2 separate regions of the Homo sapiens genome follow, and region 1 is linked to region 2. Evidence: read pairs that join two places in POLR2A ChIA-PET (ENCODE). Cell type or tissue: GM12878. All regions are shown on one strand. Each heading gives the region's core, and the rest is flanking DNA. Links, peaks and the distances in the headings are about the cores only.

Region 1 (2,924 bases), core at 296-2,795, 150 kb after region 2:
ACTATTCAATGAGTAGTAGCAAAATGTTTTTCCACTTTGCTTTTGGGTACATGTGAAATTTTATTGTATGTCCACTCATTGAGATCTCAAACATTTATTATCATAACATTTACATAATTTATGTGTATGTACCTTATCCAAGAAGGCCTATGATAGCAAAGATGCTATGTCTCAGTTTTCTTTGAATACTTCACTCCTACAATTACTGAGTGTGTATGCATGTAATATACAGTAATATAAATAACTGATAAATGTATGGGCACATACATTTTATATTGGTTGTGGCATGACTTCTAATAGTGAAAGTTATGAAACAAACTAAATATTCAAAACCAGGTGAAATAATTATAGTTAATCATATTGATGAAATATTATGAAACCACTGAAAATGAAGTTAATGAATAAGAAACATTAACTTTAAACAATAAGAAAAAACTTACGGTATTAGGATCAAAAGAAAGGGATATCATACTATATGTAGAGTAGTGTTGTGTTCTAGTTTTATCTAAAACTGTTTTGGAGAAGATGGAAGAAAACAAAACATTTTAAAAGATTAACAGGGATTATCTCTGGGCAGTAGGATTATGAGTCTTTTTACTTCATACTTTTGTGCATGAAAAAAATTAACAGTATTAAATTCTTGCTCATTTTATTTATAATAAATACATGCAGTATTGATTTTAAGAAAGAGCAAATAAGCCTTATTTTACGTATCACCAGATTATATCACAAAGTGACGTTAATTTTACTACACAGATAAATGACCACATAGCTCAAATGACCAGAAAAAAAGAATTGTGAAGTATATTCTCTAAATATAAGCATCCAACCATATTGATAGCCACCAATGTCAGTCACACTTAAAAAGATTTTTTGGCCGGGCAGCGTGCCTCACGCCTGTAATCCCAGCACTTTGGGCGGCCGAGGCGGGCAGATCATGAGGTCAGGAGATCGAGACCATCCTGGCCAACATGGTGAAACCCCGTCTCTACTAAAAATACAAAAATTAGCTGGGCATGGTGGCACGCGCCTGTAATCCCAGCTACTCGGGAGGCTGAGGCAGGAGAATCACTTGAACCTGGGAGTTGGAGGTTGCAGTGAGCCAAGATCTCCACTGCACTCCAGCCTGGCGACAGAACGAGACCCCGTCTCAAAAAAAAAAAAATTTTTTTTTTGGTTCAACAAAGCTGCTTAGTAAGTAGTTTAAAGTTATTTATTATTCTAACCCAAATGTTTCACATCACAGTAATTTGTTAAATATAATTGTATAACATAGTAAAACGTGAACTGCCAAATACAATATATTGATTGAAGGAGTCTCATGAAGCTTTGAGAGCTTCAGCGATAGTGGACAGGCTGTATTCAACCGCAGCTCCAAAGGAGAAAGTGATTAACAAAATAAGAAAATAATTAATTCAAAAGAAAATATGCTTTAGAAATATGTGATTTTTTAATTGTGAGAAGGATAAAATGTTTCCTTAAGGTCATGTAACTGTTAGCTACACAGGTAGCCTTTCTGCCCGGTAGTAAGCCCAATGTGGAAATGAAATTTAGTAGTGATTTAATTTATAATTATTTTTCAAAGTTTGAGGAATAGGAACAACTACATTATGTTCAATAGTCTGAAAGCACAAATTCTGACCTTTAAGTTCAAAGTGGAAGTCAAACTGCTATACGTCAGCATGACAACATCAAGAAAAACCAACAGGTCCCAGGGGACAAGGGGAATACCTGCTTCCCTGCCCACTATCACCCCAAAAGTTTTGTCAGAACTATTTTGGACATTTGTCAAAGATGTATTTTTTTTCCTATTTAGATCATGAGCTGTAAAAACAGAAAAAAACAAAATAATGGGCAGAAATCTATCTGAAACCCACTACTTTTTTTCCTTCCTTTATTTTAATAGATAAAAGGCTAAACCAGGTCATCTACCTAAACAAGACTGGTTCCAGGCCTCTGCTATGGCTAAGTAGTTAAGGAAATGATTTTTGCAATTAGGATGGTCTCATTTATATTGGGACTTCACTACTTACTAGGTGGGTGAGTGTGGACAGCTTACTTCCATACCCCTAGGCTTCTTTCAGCATCTGTGTAAAGGGCCATTAAGTCAGAATTAAATAAGTGGTAGCTGTTATTACTAAATATAAAAGCCTCATAGAAAAGATATGTTAGTTATTAGAAAGAAAATTTTCCCTAAAACTTCTTTTAAAACATCTTATGACAAAGTTACAGAAATATTTTTAAGCCGTTTGTAACTAATACAGACGCACATTCTCTCTCATATTTACACTTTTCACCTTTGCTTCCCATCTGGAGGAGATCATCCTCCAAGGTTTCTTCCAGCATATTTTATGATAATCAGACTATGAATTGGGAATACATATTATTTGGGCTCTGTTTTTGATTGCTATTTTTCATGTGGTAAATCCCAGAAAGCTGCCCAAATCCCCTGCTGATTATCTTGGCCAAGATGTTGACAAACTCTTAGATTTCTGCTATCCCATTGGCATCCATTGGTATTGCAATGGCATTCTTTCATCCAACGGACAAAACCTCTTTCCAAATTCTGACAACTTCTATATTATCATCATTCTTCTAATGTTAATAAGCTTGAATTTGGTAACATTAACCCCACAGTTACCAAATATGGCCTCCTCATGCCAACCCACCTCTGCTTTTTGTAGAAGAAACTATTAGGCCATTTGTAAAAGTCTGGTTTGATGACTCCTCATTTTGTGGCAATTTCATAAATATGACCAACTTTATCATTAGTCTTATTTTCTTTCAATTAATCAACAAAGCCATGAGTAAAATGTGAAAATTTAATAGTCTTTTCCCATGATTTCTCACAGACAATATAATTGAGCTTTCCATGTTATTTTACAGTTCTTTTTATATGGTAGGCACTAATGAAGGAGTCCACA
Region 2 (2,924 bases), core at 201-2,700:
TCAACCCTAACTCAAAGCCAGGAAGCTTAATCCAACATGAAAATATTCTGTGGATGTTGTACTTAGGCATATTATTCTCTGTAGTATATACTTTCATATTGATACACATATTTAACATATTGCAAAGCATATTTTAAAAGCATTGATCTATGTTCTACTGGTAATTTTCACAACGCTTAATCACATGGCCATCATAGTCTTTGCATAAGACTACCTTGTTGTTCAAGAATGGTTTTAGCATTCCATCCTTCTCCATCATACTGGCTCAGAGGTGAGAACTGACCTTCTCCCAGTAGATAAAAGACTCTCATAATTGTATTATGTACAGCAGCATCAGCATCACCTGGGAACATGTTAGAAGTTCGAACTATAGACCTCCAACCCAAACCTCTGGAATCAAAACTCAGGAGATAGGCCTTAGCAATTTGTGTTTTATTATATCCTCCAGCTGTCTGGAGAACCACATAAGTTTTGAGAAAGAAGGCAATGCACCTTATCATTCTTCAAGGCAAAGTTCACTTCACTTAGCTTGGTATTCTTCACTGCACCTAGCACCCTCAACATAACAAGCACTTAATACATATTTGTGACATAAAATAGATTAAAATATTCTAAAGACAGAACTCATTTTAGAGAACAATCCTTTCCAGCCACTATTTGGAGATTTTGATACTAGAGATGTATTTGGCTGAGAAGTTTCCTTTCCTTAACCTATTGCTAGGTTCTGTGAACTTGCCATGAATTGAAACCAAGGATGGACTACAGTCAGAATGAAGGAAGATGAGGAAGAAAAAAGCAAAGAAGAAAACAAAACCACTCTATTCCTTCTGAATTTGGCACAAAGATCTCAGGTGTTCCTTATATTCTTAAGACGTAAATCACAATGAATTATGATCATTGAGCAAATATTACTGTGAGCCTAGGTCAAAAAGCTAAGGTCATAGTGTTCTGACATAAACAAAATCAGCTTTATTTCAGAAAGAGCATAGTGAAAGGCTAATAAACATTGCTAAGTAAAGAAGGGGCTGATAACACAGATACAACATGGTAGGTCTATACTTTCTAGTGCTTATCCATTTCTCTGCCAGCCCCTGCATTTATGGCACATCAATCAAAAGTCTTGGTTTTGGAGCCAGGTGAACTGGGTTATAATCTGGCTCAGGTCTTCACTAGTTGTAGGTCTTTGGGGAAATTATTCTTCTCCTTTCTGACTGTCTTCATCTATAAAATGGAGTAATAATGGTAACTAACTCATAGAATTGATGGAAGATTTATATTAAATAATGTGTGTTGTAAATGCTCAATAAATGGTAGATTGTTTTTCTTTGTCTATAGGAGGTGTTGAGGGCTTGTAGTCTACTTGTTCAAGCAACAGGACATAAAACAAAAGCTCATTAAGTCAGATGTGGTATCCCATCAGCACTTGCCCAGCACTGAGAATACAGCAGGTATTCCAGAAGTGTGAGCCAAATCACATGCATTATACCACAGTACAAAGAAACCTTCCCCAAGAGTCATGGTTGAGAATTACACAGCAGAGATTTTCCACATCACAGAACAGAGTAGACTGGCTTGACTTCATGATATTTGGATACAAAACTGAGAAAATTAGATTTCCAAAATATATTATTACTTGAATATGAAAATATCTTTTTTTTTTTTTTTTTTTTTTGAGATGGAGCCTCGCTCTATCGCCAAGCTGGAGTACAGTGGTGTGATCTTGGCTCAATGCAACCTCCGCCTCCTGGGTTCAAGCGATTCTCCTGCCTCAGCCTCCCAAGTAGCTGAGATTACAGGTGTGTGCCACCATGTCCAGCTAATTTTTGTATTTTCAGTAGAGACAGGGTTTCACCATGTTGGCCAGGATGGTCTCAATCTCTTGACCTCGTGATCCACCCGCCTTGGCCGCCCAAAGTGCTGGGATTACAGGCGTGAGCCACTGTGCCCGGCCTGAATATCAAAATATCTTTTTCGAATTCTGTGACAGCCCATGACCCCTTCACCAGAGCAAGCCAAACACCACTTGTTTTCGCCAAAGAGACAGGAGCAAAAGGTTCTGGTATTTATCATCTGGGCTTTATCTTTTTCTGGATAGATTATGAAATTCCAGTGTATTCCAGACAGGTCCATTTTCATGGAACCAACCACTGTCTTCCCTAAAAGCATAACAGCATCACAGGCAAAGGTCCCAAGATAATAGAATTTTATATATCAGGCTGGCTTTCTAAGAGAAGTCAATAAAATCCAACAATGATGGGAAATGCAGGATGTAGCAGAGATCCTTAAAAGCAATTAGCAGAGAGCAGGGATGAAAAGCAATTATGCAAACACTAGAACACTAGGACATTCAAGACTTTTTTTTTTTTTTTCTTTTTTTTTTTTTCATTCTGTAAGGAAAGGACAGATCCCTGCTTTGGAAAAAGAATACAAATGTGCAGGTTTGAAAGTTCCCCATTAGGTGCATCTACCATTTCTATTATATTCAAATACTAAGCTTTTTAGGACTTATATTAAACTCCATAATCTTAATATTTATGACCACAACTTAACAATTAATCAAACTATTAAACACTAAAAGAGTCAAAGGCTGAGTATGGGTGGGGCAAGAAAATTTTTTTTTTTGAGATGGAGTCTCACTCTGAAACAATCTTGAAAAGCCTCCAGAAGGTACAAATTTGCTGGCACTATAAAAGACAAAGGCAACTTAAGGAGGTTCAAGGAAAAAGGAAAATAATGCTAAGAAAGAGAAAACATGAGAGAAGGCACTGGGGCCAATAATGCACAGAGTTCAGATACTAAATAGTGAAGTGATCCATTCAGCCTAGAAGAATGTTATGGTAGAATGGAAAAATGCAAGTCTTTGACTCTGAGAGCCCTGGGTTTTAATTCTGTCTTTCTGTGACCTTGGGTAAGGCATATAACTT

Evidence for each region. Peaks named below come from ENCODE experiments on the same cell type or tissue, not always from the same donor. Only the 100,000 strongest peaks of a DNase experiment are listed, where the experiment ranks them.
Region 1: POLR2A ChIA-PET joins it to region 2 with 5 read pairs; 2 of 35 experiments call an interaction of 5 or more read pairs at or near these places.

The regions. Positions count from the first base shown.
Region 1 is chr3:60,503,279-60,506,202 of GRCh38, forward strand. The region is part of intron 5 of FHIT (fragile histidine triad diadenosine triphosphatase); the gene reads right to left. Among named protein-coding and RNA genes, the nearest start is that of MIR548BB, 110 kb to the right of the region's middle. In GM12878, for the core only: no CTCF peak of the experiment used is centred there; a DNase peak (open chromatin) is centred at 1,723.
Region 2 is chr3:60,357,628-60,360,551 of GRCh38, forward strand. The region is part of intron 5 of FHIT (fragile histidine triad diadenosine triphosphatase); the gene reads right to left. Among named protein-coding and RNA genes, the nearest start is that of MIR548BB, 260 kb to the right of the region's middle. In GM12878, for the core only: no CTCF peak of the experiment used is centred there; no DNase peak of the experiment used is centred there.